2 separate regions of the Mus musculus genome follow, and region 2 is linked to region 1. A link is a loop called in an ENCODE intact Hi-C map of the cell type or tissue named here. Cell type or tissue: heart. All regions are shown on one strand. Each heading gives the region's core, and the rest is flanking DNA. Links, peaks and the distances in the headings are about the cores only.

What was found. A loop is a pair of places that touch in the nucleus more often than their neighbours do. Peaks named below come from ENCODE experiments on the same cell type or tissue, not always from the same donor. Only the 100,000 strongest peaks of a DNase experiment are listed, where the experiment ranks them.
Region 2: it touches region 1 in a loop (3-fold over the local background); 7 of 42 quality-filtered maps call a loop at or near these places.

Annotation. Positions count from the first base shown.
Region 1 is chr1:172,213,845-172,221,518 of GRCm38, forward strand. Casq1 (calsequestrin 1) reads right to left here and starts at 6,051. Exons shown (of 11, transcript NM_009813.2): 1 at 5,568-6,051; 2 at 4,046-4,130; 3 at 2,950-3,050; 4 at 2,065-2,176; 5 at 1,633-1,706; 6 at 1,168-1,298; 7 at 1-7. The coding sequence starts at 5,846. In heart, for the core only: CTCF peaks have their summits at 3,488 (motif pointing left) and 3,690; DNase peaks (open chromatin) are centred at 1,107, 3,477, 4,897 and 5,797; H3K4me3 peaks cover 2,703 bases; H3K27ac peaks cover 3,304 bases.
Region 2 is chr1:172,143,932-172,151,605 of GRCm38, forward strand. It overlaps Dcaf8 (DDB1 and CUL4 associated factor 8), which reads left to right and starts at 4,084. Exons shown (of 14, transcript NM_001357204.1): 1 at 4,084-4,407; 2 at 5,318-5,390. It also overlaps the pseudogene Gm10171. In heart, for the core only: no CTCF peak of the experiment used is centred there; a DNase peak (open chromatin) is centred at 4,150; H3K4me3 peaks cover 3,065 bases; H3K27ac peaks cover 3,423 bases.

The DNA of each region.
Region 1 (7,674 bases), core at 996-5,995:
GGTTGATCTAGGAGAGACAGAGGGTCCCTATTCAGTGGGTGGGGACACCTCCCTCCAGAAGGTCCCCACAGCTGAAGCCACCTCTGGGTCAGGCCTAGGGCATAAACAGCTTGTAGCCCAGAACAAAGCCAGTTAGCAAATCTAAGCTCTGGGCATCAGGCCCAGAACATGGCACGGCTGCAAAACAATGGTTAGTGGGAAGGGGATGGCTGGAAGAGAGACGCTGGGGGCAAAGGTAAGAACTGGATATCAGCAGAGTCATTTACTTTTTCATTCACTCATTTAGTAAAGCTGACAGCCTGGGCTCGAAATAAAATTCCATGCCTCCTGTATGCCAGGCCCTGGGTTCCCTTCCCAGTACAGGAAAGGGTTGGGGGCGGGTATAGGTTATGAGGACTGAGTTAGGTATTGATTAAACCATGTTGGTATGTTGTGCCCCAGTGAAAGAGGCCAAAATCTAGTGGGCGAGAGTAAGTAGTATTTAGACTGATGAGTGGGTATTTCTAGTTGTGGAGTCACATGAAGGAAGAGACTTGTGTGAGTATAGGGCAGGGTTTCTTCGCATCAGCACTGCAGACGTCGAGGGAGGGGGCGTCGTGCGCACTGGAGGATGGTTAATAGTATCTCTGGCCTCTAATTACTGAATACCAGCAGCACTCCTCACAGCCAAAAATGTCCTGGAAACCTTGCCTAACAGCCACTGGAAGGCAAAAACCCTTGCCCCGCAGGCCGCTCCCTGTGCCTCCGTTGACAACTGCTAGTGTCAAGAATGACAAAGGAGAAGGGACTGAGTTCAAGCTTGAATCCCAGTTCTGATTCTTCCCCCTGGAGCCACTTTCACTGAGGATGCTAAAGAAATTAACTTCAGTAATAGAGAGAAGGTACCTCCCAGTTCCTGGTCCGAACACAGGTACTCTACTCATTGGCTGACACTCCCTAAGAAGCCCCTCAGTCCACACACATTTACAGAGGACTTTCTCTGTGTAGGGCTCAGAGCTTAGTGCTGGGGTATGAAATACAACACAGAACCTACTGGTATATCAGTGAACACCAACGTCTGCAAGCATATTCATCTCCAGGGCAGTGTAGCTTCCAGGTTGGCTTGCTTCCCAGCCCACTTCACAAACTGATGTGCTAGCCCTGGGAGGAACCTTGGCCAATCCCCACCTCCTGTGCTCCTCCACGAAGCTGACAATCTCCTCTTCACTGTTGGGCTTGTCTGGGATGGTCATAGGCTCTTCCATGAAGGCCTCGTAGAAATCAATCTCATTCAACTTCAGAGTCAGCTTCTTTGCCACCTTTGAGGAAGTAGACAAGAGTTATGGAGCAGGAGAAGCGGGAGCTGAGTGAGAAACAGTGTAAAGGAACTAGTTGCAGAAAAGGAGTCAGAAAATGTGGCTCTGGGTCACTGGGTAAGTGTCTTCACTCCTCTGGGCATCGTTTAACACAATAAAGGTGGGTTAGACAGTCTAATGTCCACCTTCCCTTCAATTCTATAGGAGAAGGAACATGAGTCTGGGGTGGGGAATACCAGCATGAAAAATGGTGCCAAGATCCCATCAATTTTGGTAGGGTAGGCTGAGGGAAGCTTAAGAGTGTAGGGAGAGCCAGTGTAGCCACAGGGAAGAGAACCTTGCTGTCGAAGGTAGCGAAGAAAGGGATGTAGGGATGGAACTCTTCAGCTGCGTCCTCGTAGGCTTTGTAATCTGAGGGGGAGGAAGGGACAGTCACAGTCATGTTCAGGGTCTGCCAAAGAATCACTCCCCCCCACCACCAAGGGGAATCTTCTCTGCAGGTCTTCCTTGACATGTGGGTCCCAGGAAGAGACCCATCCCCTTTAGCTCTCTAACTCTAGCTCTCTGAGAATAAAATACAATAGAATTGTAGAGGAAGCAGCGGAATGCTGGGGGTGTTTGGGAATGCCCCAGAGTGCAGGGACAGATGATGGAGCTGACCGTGCAGAAGGAAGAAGGGGGCCTAGGAGGTCAGAACCAGAGATGCTTGGCCACTGGCCAAAGTAGGGAGGCAAGGAGGATAGGTGGGTCAGAAAGAGCTGTTACCCACGCTCTGAGTCTTTGCTCTTGAAGTAGCCAATGAGTTTGATTTCATCTTCAATATTCTCAAATGCCTGCAGCTCTCGTTCACCTTCAATCAACTCTACAGGGTCTTCTAGGACCTGGGAGAAAAAGAATATTGAGACCACCATTCCTTTTGTCCCTGACAGGCCCCAGAGAAAGATACAGGGGAAAGACAGGGAACTAGAATAGGAGATGCTTGTATAGGGTGGATATGTGGCCTGTTAATGGTGTATGTGTGTAGTCTGAGTGTTGTGCAGTGTGTGTGATACGCATGTTCTGTATCTTCTGCTTGGCATGGGGTATATGTTTGTGATATGTTGTTGTATGTGTGATTTATTTGTGGTTCTGATGTGTATGGTGTATATATATATATATATATATATATATACACACACATATATATACACACATATATATATAATATAAATTGTATATTACATGTTTTATTGCTATATGTATGCTGTATGTCATGTGTGTGCATGAGAATGCATTGTATGTATGTTTTATATCTGGTATATGTGGCACATATATATGATGTGCTTTATACACACACACACACATATATATATGTATATATATGTGTATATACACACACACACACACACATATAGGGGCCTATATATGTGATATGCATATGTTTTGTGTACATTGTGTCTGATCTATATGATATATGTATGTGATATCTGTTACATGTTGCACGTGGTATGTGGGAAACTGGTATAGTGTATGTATGCCTGGTGTGTGAGTGTGTGTGTGTGTGTGTGTGTGTGTGTGTGTGTGTGTGTGTGTGTGTTTAGGAGTGTAGGGTTGATTAGTAAGGACCGAGGGGCATTGGAAACTTCAAGGCTATGAGGCTCAGGGGAACCCTCACATCAAGCAGAAACTCCACCAGAGTGTCTGCAGAAAACTCGCCGTCATATTCAATGACTTCATCTCCTTTGAACACATAAACGCTGTCTTCTTCAGTTAGTCCTAGGAAACGCATGGTGGGAAGGTGAGTGAGGAAGACAACCTTCCCAGAAACCCGAGTCTAATCTGGTCACAGCCCACTTGTTAATCCCTGCAGACTCATCCTCCACCTCTCCATCCCTTCCCCCTACTCCTGCCCCGCCCCATCTACCTTCAACAAACCCTTAAACCCTTCATTCCCAAATTAGTTCAGGAGCTAAAGCTAGGCAGAAGCTGGGGCCTGCCCGGGTGGGGATCGGTAGGGTTTGAGGGGAGGAAACTGGGAAGATTCAGATTCTAGCAACACAGCTCCCTTGCTCTGCCTACACAGCCAGGGACAAATATTCCTGCCAGCGACTCTGAAGTATCTAGTGGCTGAATCTTTGCTATTGCTGTCCAGATGACTTGTTGCTAACTACCCTTCCCCCATCCACATCCGGTGTCCAGCCTCTGCTGCCGCCTGGTGGCCGGGTGGTGTAATATCTGGGCTCTGCTAAGAGAAAGGGAGGAAGCCGAGGGGGAAGGGAGAAGGGAGGGGGGAGGGGAGGAGCCAAAAAAGCACTTTGCAGAAGGGCTCTCTGGCTATGCCTGTATTTCTTGGTTTCACCTTCCTTTCCAACACCTAGCTGTGTTCTTTTTTTTTTTTTTTTTTTTAACTACATTTTTTTTTTTAGGTTAGCATACATGCTTTTGTTTTGTTTTGTTTTAGAATTTCACTATGTAGCCCAGGAAGCTTTGAATCCACAATCCTCCTGCCTCATCCTCTCAAATACAAGTATCACAAGTATGAGCCACCATGCCCATGTCCCTACCCAGTCTTATTTTCTAGATGAGCAGAAAGGTTACCACCCCACCGTTCCACCTCATCCAGGGAGTGGGGCGCAGGACTCTATACAGAATAGCCCCTAATCTCAAATGCCCCGGCCCACTCTAAATAGATGTGCAGCTCTCAAATCTCCCCCAAACCCCCACCTGGGCCTCTCCAGTCTTCCATAACCTGCTTCCTTGCCCTCCCTTACCTAGTTTCTTGGCCACAGCTGCATCCTTCTCTGAGTCCACCAGGCCAAAGCCAACACCCTTGTCTTCTAAGACTTGGGCTGCTAACTGGAAGAAGGAGTCAGAATTAAATTAGCCCCCAGAATTCTTATCAACCTCTTCCTTGTGAGATACGTTCCTATCATTCATCGGGTCATCTGAGGTGCAAGAAAGCCAAGCATTGACCTTCACCATCTGTTAGAAGCAGACTCTGCCTGGGCACCTCATAACCCTAGCCTGTCTTTGGTTCAGCCTTTGAAAAGATGGTGTGTATTTATTGCTCACTGCAACGTTCCTGAAGGACGCTGAGTCTCACCTTCCATGAAAGACTGGGCCCTACCTTTCATCCTGATCAAAGGCCAAACTCAGCAGAGGGGAATGTGGGACCCTGGGATCCTGAAGTAACTCCCAAAGTGAGAGCTGTGGAGGATGGGGTGTGGGGTGAGGGGTAGGAAAGGCCAGAGGTCAAGAGGTTGCCATCATCCCTGGAGGGACAGTCACTCTTCTTCCAGGCCCCACCTCCTTCTTCTTTAGGCTGGTCGCCCCACAAGCCTCCCCAGCCAGCCACCTGCGGATTCTTTCTGCTGTGGGCATACTGTGTGCAGCTGTATCCCACCCAGCACTGCAGTGATCCTTAGGAGAATGGGAGGGCGGGTGGCAGGTGGATGGCAGAGGCCACTGAACATGGAGGATAAAAATACTTGGCTCATTAATCAGATAGCAGTTTGCAGAGCCCGATGGGGCACACGGAAATGCAAGCCAGGGGGCCGGGTGTCTTACACTGAAACATTCCAAGCTCGGACAAGGTGGAGCCTCTCTGTATCACCAAGCCGGGGAAGTGCAGACAAAGGCAAACGTATCCTAGCTCCATTAGGGATGCGTGTGGCCACGTAATCCAATCGGAAGGCTGCCTCCCCTCATTTCTTTTTTGTATTAACCGTCTCTGCCTTGGACCTAAAGTAGATTCTCTGGCTGAAATGATGGGGAAGGCATGCTGAAGCCTTCGTGAGAGTTTTCTAGTAAGGACTTCCCCTAGGGGACAAAACGCGGCGGGTTGGCCTGGGGAGGTCTGTGGGAAGCCTCTAGAAGTCATTTAACTGTACAGTCACTAAGTCAGTTGAAGGCAAATAAAAGAACAATCGTGTTCACGGTTCTGCTGTTTGCGTCTTGGAGCACGGCCCTACGTGTGTAAAGAGAGGGGGATCTTTTGGCCACAAGAGTAGTATGAAGCACAGTGCAGGGTACTGTGCAAGCTCCCCCCACCCAGCTTCTCCCCCCCCCCAGCCAAACCTAGTGCCCCTGCCTCCTGCAGCACAACTTACCAACAGAAGGGTAGGACCTTGGTCCCTGAGTCTTTTTCTTTTTGCCAAGGCCACATTCCAGTCATGTACTTGGTGGAGACAGAGGCCCAGCAGCCATGCTGCTCTTAAGCTAGCCCCCACCCTCAGACTCAGGGCTCACCGAGGGGACTGAGCATGCTCTCCAGGCCTGCTATTCTCCACTCACCTCCAGGATTAGCTCCTCCATCTCAAATTGTCTCTGCGAGGCCTTGTCGTCCTCGGGGGGCTCATGGTAGAGGAGGGCCAGCACCTCATACTTCTTAAACACGTTCTTGTAGTTCTTGGCGTTCACATTGATCACACGGTCCACACCGTCGTACTCAGGGAAGTCCAACCCATCTTCCCCCTGGACCCCTAACCTGGGCGTCCCTAGCACCAGTACAAACAGCAGTGCCAGCCGCAGCTCGGACACTGCTCTGGCCCCCATCCTGTCGGTAGCTCTCATGGAGGTAGTACAATCTGGGCCTGCTCTCCTGGTCCAGAGGAGGTTAGCTGAAATAGGGAGAGGTGCCCCTCGGATACAGAATCCTGAGTTAGGGGCTCCAGGTGGGGGTGGGGTAGAGAGTGGGCCAGAGCAGTGGACAGAGGACACTGCTGGGTCCTGGAGAAACTGCCGACAGAGCCAAGAGAAAAAGGGTCAGGAGGAGGAATAGGAGCAGGGGCGGGGAGGGAACCGGAGCTGCCCCTTGAAACTGGCACCCCCTCCGTCCCCACCTGGTCCTGTCTAAATATGTCTCTGTGGTTGGCAGGAGGGATGGATAACCTTCTGAGGCCAGGACAGCTCCATGAGAGCCTGAATCCTCTCACCTCCTATACCTCTTCCCTAGGCTCCCTCCCAGCAGCTGGTTCCTTCCCCCTCCCCCAGTGTCCAGGACTCCTTAGCCCCTGGCCCCATGCAGGCCTAAGAGCTCATCGCCATATTAAGAAAGGGAGAGAGAGAGATGCCGGATCTAAAAATAAGACCAGATGAGTTAGGGGTAAGTGAGGCTGGGGCTGGAGGAGGGGGGATGTAGGGTATCCAGGGATCCCAGAGTAGGACAAGGCCTATCAGAAAGAAGTACAGGTAGCAAGGACGACACCTTCTGGGCCAGAGGCTAAACTGATAATACAGGAGAGAATGTGGTATTTCTAACTCCTAAAATCCAGCAGTCTTCTATAGGTAAAGCCTATTTCTTTGATCTTATGGACGAGACATGAGCAATAAAAGCGCATTCCAGGCTCCAGGAAAGAAACCCCCGTGCAGTTCCCTTTAAAGACCGTGGACCAAGGATGAGATCATTCTCTGAATAAAAGATGGAGCGGAGTCCAAGACCAGAATCCTGGCTTAGCTCCAGTCAGTTTCCTTTGCTTCACTCAACAGTCCCAACTCAGGAATGCAGGGGGAAGGACAGGGCTGGCCCGAGTTCCATCCTGTAGTGATGGCGACTTGGGCTTTCTCTGCCTGTACTGCCCACTGCTTCGTGGCGCTTCCTCCTCTGAGGGCTCTGGCCTGATCCCGTGGGACTCTGATTCTAGGGCATAAGGGGCTGGGAGGATTCCTCAGACTGCACAGGTCTATAGAGAGCTAATAGCTACTATTCATTCCTATGTCTTTGACAAGGACAGATGATCCGGTATAAGTATGGGAAAAAGTTAACTCGAGGTAAACAGGAAGAGGTGGACCCTGTGCCCTTATCGGACGCTGTGGATTAATTCTGTGCATCTGAGGCACACAGCTGAGCTGGAGGTACGAAGGCTGTCATTTTTAGGGTCCTAGCTTAGAGGTGAAGAGTTGAATTAAGCTTTGAGTACTTAGCAAGGACTCCTGCATGGCCTTCTAGGGCTCATACTATATTTAGGTAAACTGAGGCTCAAGAGGGCTCAAGGGGGAGATCACAATAAAGTCAGACTTCCATGTCCACAGTGCAACGTACTTCTCATTCTAGAAGGATGGCGTTTAATTCGCATCTAGGAAGAAGTATAAAGTTATGCTAGCAGAATAGCATCTTGCATTCCCATGGGGCAGACCTTATATAGCTAATTTAGCATTCTTAAGAACATGTCAGGAGTGGATCCAAGAGGGACAGCTGACATTGTAGTGGGAGAGGCCAGAGGTAGCCCAAGCATGGCACTGGAGCTGAGGAGATCTCAGAATCCTGTCTCTTCATCTCCCAGGAGAGTGACTGATGTGCCAGGCAGAGCTTACACCCGTGGCTGCAGAGGCCACCCAGGAGTGACGGGCAGGCCTGCTCAGTAGATGATCCAGCCATGGTGTCTCATTTCTTCAGGGTTCT
Region 2 (7,674 bases), core at 1,675-6,674, 69 kb before region 1:
AGGGCAACATTTAAGTTTTAGATTTTTTAAATGAATTAACATGGTAATAAAAAGTATGGCCTGAATTTGGAGAGTAAGTGGTTTTCCAGTTTGGGGTGCAAGATCATCTCCAAAGGAGAAGAGAACACATACTCAGTGAGCCACCAAGGGGTTGGCTTCCACTCACTGAGGGCAAGCAGTGCAGTCCAGGCTAACCATCCATGATCTTTGTCACAGCAAATCAGAGTCTCCAATTGTTCAAAGTAACTGTAGGTACAAGACAGAAAGCAACTCCAGACTGGCTTATTAATTGATCTGGATGACTATGAAGTGTCCCCCATTCCTGAGGTGCCAAAAATCTTCAGAGTGACTGTTGGAGCAGGGAACCTTTCATGTGCTCCCAGTTGTTATACAGTGCATAGAGACTGGTGAGTGTCAGTCCTGCCAGGCCACCGCGTGCTATTCCTCGAAGACCACCTGTACATTTATACAACATCCCGGTCATGGTTCCAGCTGCTACTGTGTTGAGGTCATCTTCTGCACCCCGTGTTTTCTCAATGATAACACCAAAAGCACTATAGAGCAAAGCCAGGGAGCCTAGAGTATTAGCCCAAAGTGCTCCTTGCCTAGTCACCATATTCAAAATCTGTACATTTCTTGGTTTGGACCAGGCCATGCTCTGGGTTTCCTTCAATCCTAAACGAAGACCGTTCATTGCCCCGAATGCGGCCCCTGTCATGCAACATCCTCCAATGGTAAAGAAAGCTAGTTCAAATCTGCCTCGGGTTTTATTAGCTCCAGTTGGCAAAATAAATTCATCAGTATCCTGAACGAGATAGCGTGGATCCACATTTAAATAAGGAGACAGGGGGTTCATACCAGTCAGCGGGACGCCGGCCAAATCAGCGTTCGAGTAACCCGCTCCTCCGGCTCCGAAGAAGCCAGCTAACCCGCTGGTGGATTTGTTGCTACTTCCTCCGCCACCTTCCATGAGGTCGCAGCAAACGGCGGTGGGCTCGCCACCACCTCCTCAGGCCGGGGACGTATGCTCGGCCCAGTCTAGATAATTTTGACTTTCGTTATGTGATGAGAAAGTAATGGATGTTTTGGGTAGGGGACTATGACCTGACTTACATCTTAAAAGTCACTCAGCTGCCTGACGTTTGCTCGTATGAGGGCACTAATGGAGATAGACAAACTAGCTGGAGTAGTTACTCTCCAAATGGCTGGACAAATTATGTGAGTGAAGCACTGATTTCAGCTTAGAGTTTGAGGGGACATCATTCATCATGATGGGGAGAGCGCGGCAGCTGGAGGCTTGCTGGACACATTGTGTTCAGAAACAGTAATAAATGCTGGTACTCGATTTACTTTCTGTATATTCAGCCAAGCCCCTCAGCTTATGGAATGATGTCACCCACAATTAGGTGGGTCTTCCCACCTCAATTAGCCTAATCTAGGTAATCCCTCACAGGCATGCCTAGAGGCTTGCCTGCTAACTAATTATAGATCTTGTCGAGTTAACAGTATTAATTACCACATGTCTACTTCAGCAAGTAGTCAACAAGAGACAGCTTGGGATAGAATGTATCTGGCAATGGAGCTCAGTTTATAGAGTGCTTGCCTAGTATCCACGAAGGCCTCAGTTTGATTCCCAACAACGAATAAAATCAGACATAGTGGCACATGCCCGACCCTCGGGAGATGGAGGCAGCAGTTTCAGAAGTGAATTTGAAGCTATTCTGAGCTACTCTCGTTCCTGTCTCAAAACACCTGGGAGGAGGGGAATGGTATTGGTATGGGGTAGAGTTGAGGAGTCTGTACTTAGTACCTTAACCTTCTGGTTAAAAGAAAGAGAGGCCGAAGACGTAGTTTGGTTGTTAGGGTACTTGTTCAACATGCCCAAAAGCCCCGTGGCTCCACCTCCAGCACTGCATAAACCAGCAATGGCGATGCTTCCCTGTAATCCCGGCTCTGGAGGTAGAGGCGGGATACAGCCTGGGATGCAGGAGACCCACCTAAAACATCTTCAACAACCTTGGTGTTCTGAGTCACACCAAAGGAAACAGCGCAGGATGAAACTTGGCCTTGCAGGCATCAGGAAGAGTCAGCCTCTGTGGACTGAGTACTGAACATCTGCCCAAAAGTATGTTTACTGATTGTTACACAAGTTGTTCTTTTTTTTTTCCGGGGCAGGGGGGAATAAATTCCTTTATACTAAAGACCCTAAAAAGCTCTATGTTTCCTGAAGAAAACCACCCTACAACTCTAGTCCTTACTGTGTACTGTTTGCAATCCTCGATAATGCAAGGTATTGCAGGTGTGCCAGGACCATCTTGTGACCCAGAAGTCACTGAAAGACTGTAAAGCTCCTTCAGAAGAACAACCCCATAGATGAGAGAAAGCACCTCGGTTTTCTATAAGGATCTTTTTCAAGGTCAAATTACTTCCAAAAAAGCCGGGAAGTGGTGGCGCACGCCTTTAGTCTTGGCACTTGGGAAGCAGAGGCAGGCAGATTTTTGAGTTCAAGGCCAGTCTGGTCTACAAAGTGAGTTCCAGGACAGCCAGGGCAAGGAAACCCTGTCTGGAAAAACAAACAAAACAAAACAAAAACATTACTTCCAGGAAAAAAAACTCTTCATTCTGATGTCTACCCTAAACAGTGAAAAACAATTATTTTATTCTACTGCCTACCCTGGATATAATGATCCTACTAGATTTTTCTGCTACAAATAAGAATGCTCCAGCCTGCTAGCTAGGAGTAATCTGGAATCCTAGAATCCTGGTTAGGTTTCCTTTAGGTGTCAGCAGAAAGTAGTGTACAGAGGTTACCTAAAACCAGCAACCTGCAGAGTTATGTGGCGTATCCATGTTTTAGCTGTATTTTCACAACAGCTAAATTATGAATAAACCTAGATATTTATCAACAGATGAATGAATTAAAGAAAATATAGAATATATACACAATAGGATCCATCAACTATGAAGAATGAAATAGTATTTGCAGATTATAAACAACATAAGTTAGACTCAGAAAGACAAATATGGCATGTCCTCTCCCATATGCAGAATCTGGATTTAAGTTCATGTATACATATGTCTATTAATTACACACACGTATTCATATTTAACAACAAAGTAGACAGGAGACTGAGAGGCAAGGAAGAGATATAAAGAGAGTTGAAGGAAAGCTAAGAAAAGAGAATGGAGTATACACTAGTCACAAAACTTAGTGGTAGTTATTGGAGGAAGGTAACCAAGAAGGGGAAAATGAGTGGGAAGGGGGCCATGAAGAAACAGGCATGACACATACATATGAAAATGCCACATGGAAACCTATTGCGTGTGTGTGTGTGTGTGTGTGTGTGTGTTGGGGATCGGGGAAGGACTTATTCTAGCCCCGAACTTACTATCCGTTGTTCTAGGTTGACCTCCAACTTGTGTATATCCTGTCTCAGCCTCCTGAGTGCTAGTTTGTAACCTGTTAGTTTGTATGCTCATTTAAAAAATTAAACTCTGCAGCGTTGAGCGCCTTTAATCCTAATCCCAGCGCCTGAGAGGCAGAGGCAGGTGGGTGATCTCTGTGAGATCTACAGTTCCAGGACAGCCCGGGTAGAAAGATCCTGTTTCAAATGAATAAATAAATCCTGTTTCTAAGCCGTGTCACTCCCACCCCCAGGTGTGGGGATCAAACTTTTAAAACTTTTAGACCCTTAGGAAGCATTCCAACATCCCCAAACCTTAGTGACTCTTTTAAACAAATGGACAAATGGGTGCTGGCAGAAGGCCTCTTAAGAAGCCATTGAAGGAAATGCAGCTTTGAGCCTGAAAGGAGAAAGGGGTTTTTCTTTAAACAAGGAAACAAACAAACAAAAAAATATGGCAAGAATTAGAACCTCAGGCCTGGAGGACACCTAGAAGTTTGCCTGCCAGAGCCTTTGGAATGAGGTTCATTTTCCGGCACAACTCCAAGGAGCCCCTAGATCGCATGTGTTTTGAATACCAGGAGACAAGCCATCACTCTCAAAGTACGAAAACAACTTGACTCCTCCGCCCCGCGCACGCGCCCCTCGCGGCTTCGGTTGGCCCGAGGCTCCGCCCCTTGTGCGGCCACCGGGAGGGTTGGGAGCCCAGAGCTCGCGGGACCGCTCTCGCTCAGTCTCCTCCAGCACAGCGTCGCAAACCCCGCCGGAAAGCGTGACGGCGCAGGCGCAGGCGCGGAGACCCGAGACGGTGGTGGTGGCTGCCGCTGGCCAGTGTAAGATGGCGGCGGCGTTGGTGGCGGCAGTGGACGGGGCGGCTGGGCCTGGAACAGTCGGAGCATCCGCTGGCAGAAGGATGACCCTAGATGGGAAGCGGGCTGCCGGGCCTCGCCAGCTCCCGTGCTTGTAACTGCCCCAGCCGGACGCCCTCCCCTTGACCTACCGGGTCCGTGTTTCGTCCGGCTCGGCCTGTTCCCCCCTCTCCCTGACCGCTTCCCCGCAGGACAGGCCCGATCCCTTTCCTAAAACTCCCGGACTTTAAGTCTTACTCCCCTCCTCCGAGTCGGTGCTGGGAGGACTCGTCCTCTGCCCGGGTCGGTCCACGGGGTTGCCCCCTAGGGCCAACCCCATGACTCACAGGGGCTTCTCGTTCGTCCGGTGACCCATTCGTAAACTCTCATTTCTCCCTTTATAATTTGGGGACCCGGCTCTGTTGGCGTCTCCTAGTCACTTCAGGGCCACCGCGCAGTGTGCCCCCTTCCCCCATCCCAAGATCTCAGGCCCAGCACCTCGTACGGAAGGCCGAGGTCCAAGAAACTGGCAGTCTGTTCTTGAATGCTTTGTGATCTAGTTCTCTTAATGTACTTCCCCTCCCCGTGTCCCGAAATCTTTTAGGACACCTTAGAACGGTCCCGCTTGGTCCTTATTAGTTGGAAAGCATCTGGCGGCTTGAATTTCTGACTCATGATTGTTGGTGTAGTCTGTAAACAAACCCGCACTAGAGCGATCACATTCTCCCGCGGATTCTCCCCTCCCCCCCCCTGCTCCGGAGTTTGCTTGAGACGGGTGGTTTGGTTTAAGAGTTGAAAAGATACAGGTTTTCCTCATAAGTGACTCTTTAGCCTTGGTGGAGCTGGGAGATAACTTTGCCTGGCGTTTAAATCTTGTGTTAATCCTTTGTGTTTCCATTACGGGCATGGGTTTTGTTCAGTAGTCAGAATTGAGTTAGGTAAGTTGTTTTGGTTTTAAATAGTTGTGAGGAGACTTTAAAAAAAAAAACATTAAAGTGTGGTCATAAATATTTTGGCTACTTTCAGAAGAGACGCCTTTGCCATGTAAACTTTCACTTTTCTCAGTTCTTCAGCGAACCTCCAGACCAGTTTTCTCAGGATCTTGGGCCTGACTTCGGTCGGCGATAAAAGCAGGAAGGTGAGTGGCATTGAAGGCGTTTAATTCCTCAATTCAAGACCCTTTCCTCATGCGAAAGTGCAGACCGCTAAACTCAACAATTGTTACCCCTGTTTCCGCAAGTTTGGATATTGTTAGCAGCTTTGTTACAATTTTGGTTAAATTTCTTACAAATTTAATTGGCTGTATTTTGACCTGCTGCCCGACACTGTTGTTGTGTGTCTTCAAATGGCTTAAGCGTCGAGTGAGCAGTCTGCACCTCGTTTTCTATTCCCCCGTTATTTATTTGCATTGTGTTTTGTCTTCCCGTGGATCTTGTCTTAGACTGTTAAAACATAGAGAACTGGGTTGCCTGAATTCTGTTTAGCCTTTTGTCAAGTCAGATCTGTTCTCCCAAACCCAGAACTTATCATCCATGCCATCTGGAGAGTAATTAACCACTCCTGACTAAAAGCTAGGATCGAAGAGTGAGCCTCCATTTAGTTGGTATCTAAGTCCAGTTAGCCTCAGAGGCACAACTTTTCAAAAGGTAGTGGGATTTCTTTTCTTTCTTTCTTCCTTTCTCTCTCTCTCTCTCCCTTCCTTCCTTTTCTTTTCTTTTCTTTTCTTTTCTTTTCTTTTCTTTTCTTTTCTTTCTTTCTTAAAAGCAGTTCCTTTTGTAGCTAACTTGCAGATTATTGGTCAGTAGAAGAATCATGTGCTTTCAGCAACAAGGAGAGGGAGCCGGAACACAGTTGTCAGTATGGTTCCTACAAGGCTTGTAGATTGCTCGTAGCAGAGGGTAGGACTGTGCTTGAGACTGGCAAGACTTAGTAGAGAAGCCCCCTGACTCTTTAAGGTAGGTTTGACCAATCCTAGTACCTTTGGGATTTGTACTGGGAAAAGTTTGAGAGTGGCTATGCTAAGTTTTGTTCCCCGTGGTGCTCAAAACTAGAAAATGTTCATTATGAAGTAACATAAAAACTTTGAATGCGGATGCATGTATGTAAGATGTAAGAGTAAGCTTTTACATTTTAATTTGGTTTTATGTCTGGGTGTTTTACCTGCATGGCTGTCTGTGCAACGCTTGCATGACTCATGCTGGAGACGATCAGAAGAGGGTCTCAGATCCCTGGAACTGAAGGTATAGGTAGCTGTGAGCTGCCATGTGGGTGCTGTGAACTGAATCTGGGTCCTCTGCAAGAACAGCCAGTACTCTAAAACAGTGAACCATTTCTTTCTTTCTTTCTTTCTTTCTTTCTTTCTTTCTTTCTTTCTTTCTTTCTTTCTTTCTTTCTTTTTTCAAAGATTTATTTCATTTATATGGGTACACTGTAGCTGTCTTCACACACCAGAAGAGGGCACTGGATCCCATTACAGATGGTCGTGAGCCACCATGTGGTTGCTGGGAATTGAACTCAGGACCTCTGGAAGAGCAAGCAGCCAGTGCTCTTCACCGCTGAGTCACCTCCAGCCCCAGTGAACCATTTCTTCAGCTTGTTTATTTGACTTTTGAGACAGGAACTCACTTTATCCCAGGCTGACCTGAAATTTATAATGCACACCAGGCTGGTCTTGCAAACTTGTCTCACCTAGCCTCCTAAGTACTGGTGTACTGGTGTGAGGCACCAATCATAGGTAATACATAACAGGTGTTTGCTTTGTACCCATCTTTCTATTTTGTTTGTTTTCTTTTAAGAACTAGGGCCTAAGAGCCGGCTGTGGTGGCGCACGCCTTTATTCCCAGCACTCGGGAGGCAGAGACAGGCGGATTTCTGAGTTCAAGGCCAGCCTGGTCTACAAAGTGAATTCCAGTACAGCCAGGGCTACACAAAGAAACCCTGTCTTGAAAAACAAAACAAAAACAACAACAACAACAAAAGAACTGGGGCCAAGGCTGATGGTGGTAGTCCATTAGTCCATGCCTTTGATCCCAGCACTTGGAAACAGATGCAGGTGGATCTCTGATTTTGAGGCCAGCATTGTCTACAAAGTGAGTTCCAGGACAGCCAGAGCTACATAGTGAGACCTGTCTCAAACAAAGAAACAAAACTTGGGGTTTTCAGGTAAACTAAGCAAGCTCTCTGCTGCTGGGCCACAGCCTCTGCCCCTCAGATTCATGTTTAAGATTTATGTGCCTGTGTCTGTGTGGGGATGGATGTATGTGAGGGTAGTGCCTGTGGAGGCTAGGACAGAAGAAGGGACCAGATCCTTTGGGGCTGGAGTTAATAGTTGTGAACTGTTGTGTGGCTTCCAGAAACTAAACTCAGAGCCTCTTCGAGAGCAGTAAGCACTTTAATTGCTGTCCCCTCAAATTCAGTTTTAT